Linked DNA regions of Homo sapiens: all the other regions are linked to region 1. The links are chromatin contacts, found by Hi-C or POLR2A ChIA-PET in ENCODE. All regions are on one chromosome and are shown on one strand. The core of a region is the stretch at or near the end of the contact, and the rest is flanking DNA. Distances in the headings are between cores, read along the strand shown.

Region 1 (3,386 bases), core at 288-2,787:
AAAAACATCAATCATCTGTCTTCTGCAGTCTTCTCTTTGATGAGGTTCCCAATAGGTGTATGGGACAATTTGCATCCCTTTTCTCCAGGTCTGCTGCCCTTTTATTCCAGAGACTAAAATTATCTCTCCTTCAGAGTAGAAGGAGAGTTTAAAACTCCCCTACCCCTGCCACAGCCAAGCCCTGGCTCCCACCGTACCTCCTCCCCTCCACACTCTACCTGAAACAACCACCAGTGGACACTCCCTCCCTCAAACACCTTCAATGACTCCCCACCGCCCAGGCCTCTTTCTTTCCACCCGAAGTGTTTCCTTCTCCAATGCTACACTGGGGAACCACAGACCAGAAAACTCGAAAAATCCTCCAAAAAGCATTTTTTGTTTGTTTGACAGTTTCACCCAGGCTGGAGTACAGTGGGCAATCTCAGCTCACTGCAACCTCCGCCTCCCGGGCTCTAGCGATTCTCCCGCCTCAGTCTCCCAAGTAGGTGGAGTTACAGGCATGCGCCACCACACCCGGCTAATTTTTTGTGTTTTTAGTAGAAACGGGGTTTCATGTTGGCCAGGCTGGTCTCGAACTCCCGACCTCAGGTGACCCACCCGCCTTGGCCTCCCAAAGTTTTGGGATTACAGGCATTAGCCACTGCGCCCGGCCCCCTAAAGCATCTTATTGTTCCATCTGCTCTAGGGGCCGGAAGACACAAGAGAGAGCCCCAGGCACCCAACACTGTTGCATTCAATCCGCTTCCTGTCTTTTCTCTGACATTTTTTCCCAAGCACAGACACTGCCACCCAAATCAAAGCCCATCCCCCAACCACAACCAAAGTCAACAAGGTGGGGGCAGGGAAGGGCCACCACCATGTTTGCACAGCTCCTTCCCCTCCCGCCCTGGACTCCCCCAGGGCCCGGCCCGCCGGCTTGCAGGCAGCCATCCGGGAGGGGTGCCCACCCTGGCCTTGAGCCCCGCGCTCGGGCGACTTCGCCAAGTCGGAAGGACGCTGCGCGGTGCGGTTCAGACGGGGCGATGCCTCCCTCGTAAAAGTTAGGAGTCTGTTTTTGCAACTTCACTTTTCCGTTGTTGCCATTCGTACAGGCGCAGGATTCCCGGGCGGACCTGCAGGCCCGGGTCCGGCTGTCCCCTTCCACTACACCCCCCGTGCCCCGGCCACTTCCCGGGGGCAGCACTGCCGGGGCGCAAAGCCTCCTCCGCGCTCTGCGCTCCGGGGATGTCGCCGGGGTCCCAGGCGTGCCCGCTGCCCCCACCCCGACCCCTCCCGCAGCCGGGGAACAGGGTCAGTGGGCGCCGCGGGCGGGGCTGGACCGGGCACCCCGGCGGCGAAACCGAAACTTGGAGCCGGCAGGAAGAGGCGGCCGGGAGGGGCATCCGGACGCAGGCGCCGCTCCCCGGGACCCGGCCCGCCGGCCCGCGGGGCCCACTGTATCCTAGCCCGCTCCCCGCCCCGGGAGACTCTCCAGGCCCGCTCGCACCTGCGGCCCCCGAGCTCGCCGCCTGCCGCGCGCTGTCGCCCCTCGGGTCACGGGGCCCTGGGCCCCGCCCTGCCCGCCGCCGCCGCCGCCGGCCCCGCCCTGCCCGCCGCCGCCGCCGCCGGCCCCGCCCTGCCCGCCGCCGCCGCCGCCGGCCCCGCCCTGCCCGCCGCCGCCGCCGCCGGCCCCGCCCTGCCCGCCGCCGCCGCCGCCGGCCCCGCCCTGCCCGCCGCCGCCGCCGCCGGCCCCGCCCTGCCCGCCGCCGCCGCCGCCGGCCCCGCCCTGCCCGCCGCCGCCGCCGCCGGCCCCGCCCTGCCCGCCGCCGCCGCCGCCGGCCCCGCCCTGCCCGCCGCCGCCGCCGCCGGCCCCGCCCTGCCCGCCGCCGCCGCCGGCCCCGCGCAGGCGTGTGCGGAATTCCCCGCCGGTGGCGCCTCCCAGTGACTCCGGGCCCCCAGCCCCCGGGAGGCGCCTCGGGCCGCTGCGCGCCGGGTACAGACGCGGGAGGGGCCTCGGTTCCCGCCAGGCGTGGGGCGCATGCGGGTCTCCCGGAAGCCCAGACCCCGGGCAGGCCCGAGCAGCCGAGTGGGGCGGGACAGGCGCGCCCCCCGCCCCGGCGCCCAGCACCTCGGACAGTGTCTGCGGCCGCGCAGAGCCGGCGGCCAGCCTGGGAGCGGCCCAGAGGGCGCCCGGCGGGTGCAGTGGACGTCGTCAGCGCGCCGCGTGGGGGCCTTTGCAGATTAAGGGACCTCCGCGGCCCCGCGCGGAGCGCTCTGTCACTGATGATGGAGGGGCCACGGCGGTCCGCACCATCCCCCGTGCCTCAGTTTTCCCATCTGTGAGGCTCATGGTGTGACCAGGGACCTCCGTTTTAAAATCACCCACTTTCTTTTTCTTCCTTCTCCTCTCACCCCTTCATCCCGTCCCTCTCTGGACACTGCGCCCCTCTGCGCATTCCAGAGGGGACCCTCATCCTGAAACAATTCCCGGCGCGGAACCCCAGCTGAATGCTCCTGCTTGGGGCGGGGGGTCGCCAACAATTAGTCCAACATCCTCGACAGCCACCCCTCCTAACCGACAACTGCCCACGACAGCCATGGGAACAAGACACAGACCCTGCCCTTACCCCACTCCCCACGGTGCCCACGGCAAGTTTCCCTAGAAGAACTCGATGGCAGCCTGGGCAACATAGAGAGACCCCATCTCTACAAAAAAAATCATTTAAAAAAATTAGCTGGGCGTGGTGGTGCACCTGAAGAGGCTGAGGCAAGAGGATCGTTTGAGCCCAGGGAGCTCCAGGCTGCAGTGAGTCGTGATCATACCACTGCACTCCAGCCTGGATGACAAAGTGAGATCTTGCCTCAAAAACTAACAAACACACAAAACCTGAGGATAAATTTTTAATTTTAGGGTGGCACTTTATTTATTGTTTGTTTGTTTTTTGGAGACAGTCTCACTCTATACCCCAGGCTGGAGTGCAGTGGCGTGATCTTGGCTCACTGCAAACTCCACCTCCCAGTTCAAGTGATTCTCATGCCTCAGCCTCCCGAGTAGCTGGGATTACAAGCGCCCGCCACCAAGCCTGGCTAATTTTTGTATTTTTAGTAGAGACGGGGTTTCTCCATGTTGGCCAGGGTGGTCTCAAACTCCTGACCTCAGGTGATCCACCTGCCTTGGCCTCCCAAAGTGCTGGAATTACAGGCATGAGCCACTGCGCCCAGCCAAGGTGACACTTTAGAACGCTAGTTGGGCATCTTCTCGCTTTGCTGGGTCTCCAATTAAAACCTGCTTTTTCCTCCCACCAATCTTGACTGCACCACTGCACTCCAGCCCTGGCGACAGAGTGAGACTTTGTCTCTAAACAGTTAATTTCAACTGTTTCTTTTGACTTTTTCAGTATGACTAG
Region 2 (3,386 bases), core at 354-2,853, 620 kb before region 1:
CCGAAACGCAGAACCTGACCCAAGCCAGGCTTCTAAGATGAGAAGTCACCGCTTATCGGGTGGTGCTGAAGACCACTTTCAGAGGGCAAGGCGGGGGACGGGGCCTGGGGAAGGAGGAGGGACGGGCCCCTAGAGGAAGGGGCTTCCGAGGGTCCTGTGGGCGTCCTGGAGGAAACAGGCCGGCTCTGAGGCTGGCAGTGTTACCGGAAGCCACACCAGGCTGCCTAACTTGGGGACACTTCTGCAAGTGCTGGCTCTGGAAGGGAATAAAATGATCCTGCCTTGGATATTCAGGGGTAACGATAATACTTCGGGAAGTATTTGCCCAAAACCCGAGGAAAAGGGGCAAGATTTGAAACAAAACTAAGTTTCAAGTCCAGGTTCTCCCTCTTACTAGTCAGGGACCCAGGTAAAGTTTTAAAAATCTGTGCTCAGCTGGGCGTGGTGGCTCATGCCTATAATCCCAGCACTTTGGGAGGCTGAGACAGGCGGGTCACAAGGTCAGGAGTTCGAGACCAGCCTGGCCAATATGGTGAAATCCTGTCTCTACTAAAAAATACAAAAATTAGCAGGGTGTGGTGGTGCGTGCCTGTAGTCCCAGCTACTCGGGAGGCTGAGGCAGGAGAATCGCTGGAACCTGGGAGGCGGAGGCTGTAGTGAGCTGAGATCGCACCACTGCATTCCAGCCTGGGCGACAGAGCAAGACTACGTCTCAAAAAAAAAAAATCTGTGCTCAGGTCGTGGAGTCAGAGATGAAACCACGCATGTGAAAGCAGTCTGAAACTGCAGTGCGATGTACAAATCATGGATGCTGTGTTTCTTGGAGAGGGACCCACAGAGCATGGGTTTCTAGGATCAATACCTAGAAACTGAGCAGTGACAGACACTGCATCGACAGAGTGAGGCGTGCGTTCTGCCAGCTCCCAGCATGCTCCTTTCCAGAGGACGAAGGCCATGCAAGGACAGAGGGCCGGAATTTTAAGAACTGGATGCCTGAGGATCAAGAAGAGAACGGCTCTCCAGTGCAGCCCTGCACAGCTGGCCCTTTCCCACTGAGGCAGGAGCAGTTTTGCAGAGGGAATCTGCTGGTTATGCAGCCCAGAAGCCCCTAACCCCGCCATTTCTCAGGGGTGCTCTTACAATGAGGTGTTTCTGCCTCACATCAATACACTGATGAGGCGGGTTATGGGCTGGGCTGCTGGAATGAGAGCTGAGCACGATGGGGAGCGGGTGGTCAGGGAGCCAGGCGCCGGCCTCAGATTGCAAGCTGCTCCCCCGAGCTGAGGAGGCCAATTAAGCAGGCAGTTTTCAAGCAACAACTGGCTTTAGCTGAAGGTTTTGACAAATAAACTGAGATGCATCGACCGCCGTCCACGTAAAGACTCAGCCCAGAGGGCCAGGGCAACAGAAAAAGCACTGGGTTCTGAGAATGAAGGCACCTTCCTTTGTTTTAACCACAGGTTCCACAAGTCAAATCGAAGCCCACACATTCACGGTGAAGCTCCTCAAACATGTCTCACGAGAGTGTAATGAAGCATCACTGACTCAAATCTCACTAATTCTGAATTTGAGGCATGCAAATCAGGGTGGGAGAACTTAGATGTGCCCTTGGTATCGGAGTCTGGCAACTATGTGGTGTATACTACCAGATGTCTGTTCTGATACGGTCATTATGCCAGGTGGGAACCACGGATGATGATGCCTTTTCATACCTTCATTTTCAGCGCTCGGCAGGGGTCATTTACATATCTGTTTAATACACACATTTTCACTAACTCAAACCGCCCCCACCCTCCCCGCAGGCAGGAACCTGGGAGCTCCCACTTCGCTGGCTAGGGGGACTGGGGTGGACTCTCTCGGCTGCTGCTCACTCGCCCAAATTACAAGCACACTTAGACCAAGGGCCTCGTTAAACAGAAGAGGAAACAAGACTTGAAACCACACACGCGCAGAACGGCAGCCAGCAGGCAACACACACTCCCTGCGTGGCACGGGCTCAGTGGGAAGACCCAGCAGGCGACACACACACATCCTGGGCGGCACGGGCTCGGTGGGAAGACCCAGCAGGCGACACACACACCCTGCATGGCACGGGCTCGGTGGAAGACCCGGCAGGCGACACACACACCCTGAGTGGCACGGGCTCGGTGGGAAGACCCGGCAGGCGACACACACACCCTGCATGGCACAGGCTCGGTGGAAAACCCAGCAGGCGACACACACACCCTGTGTGGCACGGGCTCGGTGGAAGACCCGGCAGGCGACACACACACCCTGTGTGGCACGGGCTCGGTGGAAGACCCGGCAGGCGACACACACACCCTGCGTGGCACGGGCTCGGTGGAAGACCCGGCAGGCGACACACACATCCTGGGTGGAGGGGCTTGGTGGAAGACCCGGCAGGCGACACACACACCCTGCGTGGCACGGGCTCGGTGTGAAGACCCAGCAGGCGACACACACATCCTGGGCGGAGGGGCTTGGTGGAAGACCCGGCAGGCGACACACACACCCTGCGTGGCACAGGCTCGGTGGGAAGACACGGCAGGCGACACACACACCCTGCGTGGCACGGGCTCGGTGGGAAGACACGGCAGGCGACACACACACCCTGCGTGGCACGGGCTCGGTGGGAAGACACGGCAGGCGACACACACACCCTGCGTGGCACGGGCTCGGTGGGAAGACACGGCAGGCGACACACACACCCTGCGTGGCACGGGCTCGGTGGAAGACCCGGCAGGCGACACACACACCCTGCGTGGCACGGGCTCGGTGTGAAGACCCGGCAGGCGACACACACACCCTGCGTGGCACGGGCTCGGTGGAAGACCCGGCAGGCGACACACACACCCTGCGTGGCACGGGTTCGGTGGGAAGACACGGCAGGCGACACACACACCCTGCGTGGCACGGGCTCGGTGGAAGACCCGGCAGGTGACACACACATCCTGGGCAGCACGGGCTCGGTGGAAGACCCGGCAGGTGACACACACACCCTGCGTGGCACGGGCTCGGTGTGAAGACCCAGCAGGTGACACACACATCCTGGGCGGCACGGGCTCGGTGGAAGACCTGGCAGGTGACACACACACCCTGCGTGGCATGGGCTCGGTGTGAAGACCCAGCAGGTGACACACACATCCTGGGCGGCACGGGCTCGGTGGAAGACCTGGCAGGTGACACACACACCCTGCGTGGCACGGGCTCGGTGTGAAGACCCAGCAGGTGACACACACATCCTGGGCGGCACGGGCTCGGTGGGAAGACCCGGCAGGCGACACACACACCCTGCGTGGCACAGGCTCGGTGTGAAGACCCGGCAGGCGACACACACACCCTGCGTGGCACGGGCTCGGTGGAAGACCCGGCAGGCGACACACACA
Region 3 (3,386 bases), core at 384-2,883, 570 kb before region 1:
AAGTGTGTGCAAGTTAGGGGAGGTGGAGGCGAGAGGAGGGCAGAGAGGGTGTCCGGGCCGTGGGCCGAGCAGACCAGCGTGGCACCTGGTGTGGCCTCGGTCAGTGCTGGGCAAGGCGCCTTTGGAACCATGCCTCCCGGAAAGCCTATTCGCACGTTCTCCAAGGCCCTCGCTTGGTGTTGAAGGCCTGAACTGCACTGGAGACATCGCTCAGCACACCGGACAGGATGCCGCCCAGCAAAGCTGTGTCAGAGCCACGGGTGACAATCTCTCTCGGACACGTGACCCATGTTGCTGCAGTGGGACATGTGCTCCTAAAAGGCTGGGGGCCCACTTGGATCCAGCCCCGGGGTGGGAGGCGGGGACTGACCCAGCTCCACATTTCAGACCAGAAAAGCAGCCCCAGATGGTTCTGGTTTCACTGATGCACAGAGGCTCAGGAGGCTGCGGGGATGACACAAAGCCCAGGAGGAAGGGCTGTGGCTCGGCGCCCAGACGATGCACGGAGGCTGCTCGGGGCCGTCCGGCTACCCAGGGCTGTGGACTCGAGGCAGAGCTGTCTACATGAGAGGAGGAAAATAACTTTGTTCAAGTACTAATGAGAAGAAAGGATGTAAAAGAACGCCTACAAACCGCTGAAAGACAAGCGCTGGAACCCGATTATCAGCACACAGTGAAGCGGCCCTGAACCTCAAGCCACAGCTCGGCCTGGGCCCGAAGGACAGCCCCACTCAGAGCAAGGCAGGGAAGACGGAGGTACTGGGAGGAGCTTGCACCCTGGCACCGCCTGCTGAGCAAGCCAGAGGCCCTCTCGGGGCCGTGGGTGGTTTATTTATTTATTTATTTAACCAAATTACAGGGCCAGATTACCCATTAAATTCTAAAATCGCATGGCAACCTTTTGTTTTGTTTTGTTTTTTGAGACGGAGTCTCACTCTGTCACCTATGCTGGAGCGCAGTGGTGCGATCTTGGCTCACTGCAACCTCCGCCTCCCGGGTTCAAGTGATTCTCCTGCCTCGGTCTCCTGAGTAGCTGGGATTACAGGAATGTGCCACACGCCTGGCTAATTTTTGTATTTTTAGTAGAGACGGGGTTTCACCATGTTGGTCAGGCGGGTCTCGAACTCCTGACCTCAGGTGATCTGCCTGCCGTGGCCTCCCAAAGTGCTGGGATTACAGGCGTGAGCCATTGCACCCGGCCTGCACGGCAACCTTTTAAACAGCAGAACAACGGTATTCTCTAATGAACATTTATCTGTTGATTAAAACTGGCTGCATTTTCTACGGTAAAATCAACACACACTTGCAGCTCTAATTTGGGATTCCCAGCTAAAGACAAGTGGGAAAGTGGGTCCTACGTACACACGAGAGGCCATGGTGGTGGGCTTCGGCGGCAGCAGCCAGCCCTGTGAGGTTTGGCAGCACACGACAGCAGAAGGTGGGAGGGGACCGGGAAGGTGTCTGGATTAGCACTTCCCACAGCCTGCGATCAAGCTGCCTGGAGAAGCAGGGCTGGAGTGCTGGAGTGCAGATCTGAGGGGAGGAGGCTGTGATTAGCTGTGACCAGCTCATCTGCATCGTGGGCTCCTCCCCCCCAGCAGCTGGGGGCAGAGGGACTTTCTAAGCTGTTGGCTGTTCTGATGAGTCACTCGCCTGGAAAACATGTCATCCAGGCAAGAGCTGGGTTTTCAGGAAACAGCCCTGAGATGGCGGGTGCCCAGGAGGTGGGCTGGAGGAAAACCGTCCAAGTCCAAGTCCGCACAGCCTCCATCTGCGCTGATCAGTCAGAGCGCGCCCGCCCCGGGAACGGAAAGCACGGGTTATTACCGCAGAGAAACGCAGGGTTTCAGGACCCCTGAAATTGAAAGTGAAGGAGAATGACTCCCCGGTGACTTTGCATCAAACATTAAACAGAAAGCCGGCTCTGAGTATTCATTACTGCCGCGGCCTGAAGCAAAGTGTAAATGCAGATGACTTCATGTTTTAACCTCAATGTTTGTTAGGCTTTGTTCCCTCTTTCCTCTTGCTAAAAATTCAACCTCTCCATCACCACCCAAGGAGTATAATAGCTAGATTGTACATTATTTATTCCAAATGCTCTTTTCTGCTATCTTTCCTGTGTGCTCCCTGGGGATGTACACACTTTGGTCTATTGATGAGGGGAGGAGAGAGCTCTGGGCATTGTTTTCGTGGCAGACAGCCCTGCAGAGCCCCCGGTGATGCTCCCATGGTGAGGAGCCCACCTCCACAGCAGCTCAGTCCTCAGTTGCAGTTGGCAAAATCTAGTAACAGAGGAGAGCACGATTCTGTTTCTGAGCCGAATGTTCTCCGTCTGAGCGTCTGAAACCACTCCTCACTCCTTTGTGCCTCCCTCCCTGCCCTTGTTAAGGAACAGCATTGGAGCTGGGACATGCCACTCAAGGTGGAGGCCACATTCCCTCCCTCCCTGGATGAGGCTGGACCAGACACTGCCACAGGACAGGGGGGCGATGGGCATGTGAGCTCCAAGTCTGTCCCCCAGGCCTGAGCTGCCTCGTCCACTCCTCGCGGCCTTCCCACCTGCGGGAATGTTGCTCCAGTGGCCAGCACGAGCTTCCACGGGGGATGGAAGCCTCCAAGACAGGAGCCGCCTGCACCCTGACACCTGGGGCCACGGCAGCCTATGCTGCCTATGCTCACACATGCCCATTTGTAAAGCCCCTGGATCACGGGTTCCCAATGAATGGGTGTTTCAACTAGTACACCTAACTACCTCCAGGGAGAAAGGCAAACCATTCAATGGAGTTTTTCCACACTAACCCAGCCGGTGTCTCAAGAGCGGTGTTGGCTGCATGCCCTCCGTATCCACCTGGCTCAAGCCCTTATAGCCAGGCACCAACATCTTCCTCATCTCTGGCTCAGCATAAAGGCCCTCCACAATCAAGACCAGTACCAAGTCTGTGTGGTTACGCCTCCCTAAATCTGCAACATGGTAACATGGTGGAATGGACTGGCTTCTTGTTAAATTTTACTGTGTGCACAGTGATACACAGGGATACACGGTGACATACAGGCACACACAGGGATACACAGTGACACACAGGGATACATGGTGACACACAGGGATACACGGTGACACACAGGGATACACAGTGACACACAGGGATACATAGTGATACACAGGGATACACAGTGACACAGTGACACACAGGGATACACAGTGACACACAGGGATACATAGTGATACACAAGGATACACAGGGAGATGCTGCTGCCCTCTGTGGAAGTTCACTGTCATCAGAGATCTGACATCTCTGCCTCCAGAGCCTCGGCGGGATTCCGATGGACAGTGATAAAGTCATGCATGAAATTCATCACGAGCAGCAAGGACTGCTCATATCTAAGAA
Region 4 (3,386 bases), core at 522-3,021, 530 kb before region 1:
AAGGCCACCCAGGAGCTGAAGTGAACTAAATACCAGGTTCTCTCTCAGTAAAATAAGGTAGTTTGACTCAATAACCTAAAACAAATTTTTGTTGTCATCACTAGGTGATTTTTAACAGACCTTTTTGCTCTAGAGATGTGGAGCTTGTGGCGCTGTCTGAGCTCATGTGGCTCAACACGCGCTGGCAGGGCTCTGTCCGGAGTAGCCACAGACACAGGTGACCGGGGGGCTCTGTCCGGAGTAGCCACAGACACAGGTGACCAGGGGGGATGGGACAGCACACAGCAGCCATCCAGGATGGAGACGAGACACTGTCCCACACGGAGATGGAGGCGTGGGTAAGGCTTGGGCTCCTGCTACCAGGCGGAGGAGAAAGGATACTGCGGCCCTCCCACCTCCAGAGGAAACCATGGAAATAGCCACAGGGAGGCACGACAAACAGAAAACACCAAGACAGTTTTCACCCAAGAGCTGCCTGAATAAGCCAACCCAGCAAGGATAAAATATAACTGCTGAAATATTAATGGATATGGTTTATTTAAGAAATTAGATATATAATATATATACACAGGTTAAGTGTCCCTTTATCTGAAATGCTTGGAACCGGAAGCGTTTCGGATTTCGAATTTGTTCAGATTTTGGAATATCTGCATTATACTTACCAGTTAAGTTTTTTGGATTTATCACTAATCCGAAAACATGAAGTCCAAAATGCTCCAAAGAGCATTGTTTCTGAGTAGCACATCAGTGCTCAAAAAGTTTCCGATTTTGGCCTGGCACGGCCAGAATCACTCACGCCTGTAATCCCGGCGCTTTGAGAAGCGGAGGTGGGAGGATCGCTTGAGGCCAGGCGTTCAAGACCAGCCTGGCCAATACAGCAAGATGCCCTATTTTTTTTTAATTCATTAAAAATTTTTTTACAGTTTGATGCATTCCTGATTTTGGATTTTTAGATTTGGGATACGCATCCGGTGTGTGTGTGGGGAGGGCGCAGGGGTGGCGGGGGCAATATATACGTTACAGGTAATAGAGAGCTCTAAAACTCAGAAAACAGAGGGGGAAATAAAAGCCCCAAAGAAAGCGCACAGCAATACCAGTAAACAGATCTCAAGAACAGCTTCGCAAAACTGCAGTCTCGTCAGGGAACCAAACCAACCAGAAGGGGAGGGGAGCACAGATCATCTAGTCCCATTTTTTTTTTAAAGTTATTTTCCACGTGATGCTTCTGAGAGCCTCCACTATCTGTTTAGCCTTTGGAAACAGTCTTCTAAGTCACAGCTTGCACTGTTTGGAAAGCCTCTGGGCACTGAGCTCTGTTAGGTACCCATGCTGAGGACTGCTCACTTAGCACATCTGGTAGACCACTCCACATCAGGACCAGTGTCGCTTCCCCGGCCTTCCTGTTGGCCACACAGCCACCTTCCACGGTGGGAGTGAACCACGACGGAGCTCACCGTGCCCTCATGAACGTTTACACATAATATTCTTGCATTTTTCCCCTGATACACAAGGCAAGCACGTTTTTACAAGAGAAACTTGGAAGTGGGGTTGCTTTTCCTGCCTAATTTAGTAAATTCAGGCCCTAATATTAAGATATAACTTTGTATATTAAGATGTAGAAAACAATTATCTTGCATGTTAATTCTAGAAGAAATGGGGTTCTGAGCCAAAGGGTTTAAAATAACTCCAAAGTTCTTCCATACTGCCTGGATGACTCAGGATGAGTCACGATGAATCCGGTGCACAAACAAACAGAACAAGGCAGTGCAGGCCACGCTCCGGGTCCTGAAACACCACTTCAGATCCAAAAAGATCACGCGAGGGACAGACGGGTTGGCCAATGGGACTGGAAGGATTATGGGAGGCAAGTGCCATTGACTCTTCATAGGCCTGACTAAATCCCGTCACTTCATCGCTCAGGTTCTGAAATCAGTTTGCCCTGAGATAGTAAAATGGAAACTGGATGGCGACAGGGGGGGAGGGGATGGAAAGTTACAGAATATTAAAGGGACAGTTTCAGAAAATAAGGTAAGAGCTAGCTATGATCTAGCTATCATTTCAGTGGCAGCAGAAATGATTTGTATGCGAAGTGGTATGTTCTTGCTTTGGCTTAAAGTCTGGAGACTTTTTAAATGTTCAAAGGAATTCAGCTTTTTATTATTTTTCTTTTCATATGGCCCATGTTTGGTTATCTCCTGCACTAAGCCCCAGTGTGACAATCACAAACACAGCCTTAATCAGAGAACAAAAGAACACAGCCACATGAAAGGGAACATGCCATGTTGATAGAAAGTACTTCTGAGAAGCAAGAGCCTTCAAAAAGGAAAAGAAACTCATCAGATCCAGAGAGCCACAAGAGCTTAAAAATCCTACTTACTTTTCTATCAAATCCAGTGTGACGCCAGGCACCAGACTGACACATTTCTGCATGCAAAACCTGCAGAGAAAGAAAAGAATGTGAACGGCATGAATGGAACAGTCACCCAGGAAATTCAACAGGCCTGCAGAAAAAGGGAAGAGTTAAAGGTGGGGACAGGGACTACCACGGTGAACAAGTACACTCAGATTTCCTTAATTCGGCAGCTTTTAGATTTGTAAAGAAAATCTCATTGCCATTCTGTCAAGGCGTGAGACTACAGAGCTGCCACAGTGAGTTGTCAGGAGAAAGGAGAGAAGCCGTTTGCAGCCACATGAAGCCCGGTCCCTGGAGAGGAGCGCCGAGATGCTTAATAAAGCTCAGTCTCCAAACGAGATGCTGGAGTGGACTGGACCTGCCACTTCTTTCCTTCTTAAGGAAGTGAGCTGGGGAGACTGCTGGAGTAGAATAAATGAGTAGCCTCAAGACACACAAAAGAAATGCAAATTCAATTATATCATGTTCATAATCATAAAATCCTACAGGTCAGAGCTGGGTTCATGTCTGACGCAGGTCCATCCTTAGGAGCGCGTGTGGAGCCGGACAGGCTTTCTCTAACGTGGCGCCAACAGGAGGTAGGAAAGCATCTCTCCTCCCATCCGGGCTACTGGCATACAGTGGGCAGAATCGAGGCAGCAGAGTAAAAAGGCAATGCAGTATTTTTAGTAGGAGAAATGCAAAATGTTTAATTCACCTACTTTTAAAATTAAGAACAAATAACACCCCTTAAAAACATAATGGCAGGTGCAGAGCAAGTATGCACATCTCCAAAACACACTCGCGGACTGTTGGCTGGAAGTGAGTGATGGCAGAAGTGTTGGCTGGAAGTGAGTGATGGAGAAGGACAGTGGCCCAGGGGAGGGTGCAGTGCAAGGGTCAGGCACGTTCGGGGGAGACGTGGCAGTGACTCCTCTATGGGGGATGGTGGACCCAGGAGGGTACCCATAGCAGTGGGATAGGAAATGGGAGA

What was found. A loop is a pair of places that touch in the nucleus more often than their neighbours do. ChIA-PET counts read pairs that join two places held with the same protein, here RNA polymerase II (POLR2A). Pooled maps may share reads with other maps.
Region 2: a loop to region 1 is called in a map with no recorded cell type, with 22 times the contacts of the local background. The contact joins the enhancer-like site here to the promoter of RNF213 in region 1. A Hi-C loop is called at or near these places in 5 of 37 single-sample maps with no recorded cell type and 5 of 50 pooled maps.
Region 3: a pooled map shows a loop between it and region 1 (7-fold over the local background). The contact joins the enhancer-like site here to the promoter of RNF213 in region 1. A Hi-C loop is called at or near these places in 2 of 37 single-sample maps with no recorded cell type and 7 of 50 pooled maps. POLR2A ChIA-PET finds 5 or more read pairs at or near these places in 1 of 52 experiments (OCI-LY7).
Region 4: a pooled map shows a loop between it and region 1 (4-fold over the local background). The contact joins the enhancer-like site here to the promoter of RNF213 in region 1. A Hi-C loop is called at or near these places in 2 of 37 single-sample maps with no recorded cell type and 6 of 50 pooled maps.

What each region holds. Positions count from the first base shown.
Region 1 is chr17:80,259,003-80,262,388 of GRCh38, reverse strand. It overlaps RNF213 (ring finger protein 213), which reads right to left and starts at 1,537. Exons shown (of 68, transcript NM_001256071.3): 1 at 1,487-1,537. RefSeq lists silencers at 660-799, 1,180-1,529, 1,809-2,158.
Region 2 is chr17:80,875,693-80,879,078 of GRCh38, reverse strand. All of the region lies in intron 13 of RPTOR (regulatory associated protein of MTOR complex 1), which reads right to left. Among named protein-coding and RNA genes, the nearest start is that of CHMP6, 110 kb to the left of the region's middle. RefSeq lists enhancers at 1-487, 1,705-1,754. Within about 2 kb of position 1,603, at least 4 of the 41 ENCODE cell types and tissues checked have a DNase peak (open chromatin) inside an H3K27ac peak, as active enhancers do.
Region 3 is chr17:80,831,523-80,834,908 of GRCh38, reverse strand. All of the region lies in intron 9 of RPTOR (regulatory associated protein of MTOR complex 1), which reads right to left. Among named protein-coding and RNA genes, the nearest start is that of CHMP6, 160 kb to the left of the region's middle. RefSeq lists enhancers at 1-745, 1,515-1,824, 2,291-3,063 and a silencer at 1,470-1,686. Within about 2 kb of position 1,633, at least 41 of the 41 ENCODE cell types and tissues checked have a DNase peak (open chromatin) inside an H3K27ac peak, as active enhancers do; they include OCI-LY7, where a contact is called at or near this core.
Region 4 is chr17:80,790,501-80,793,886 of GRCh38, reverse strand. RPTOR (regulatory associated protein of MTOR complex 1) reads right to left here. Exons shown (of 34, transcript NM_020761.3): 7 at 2,378-2,437. Among named protein-coding and RNA genes, the nearest start is that of CHMP6, 200 kb to the left of the region's middle. Within about 2 kb of position 1,771, at least 22 of the 41 ENCODE cell types and tissues checked have a DNase peak (open chromatin) inside an H3K27ac peak, as active enhancers do.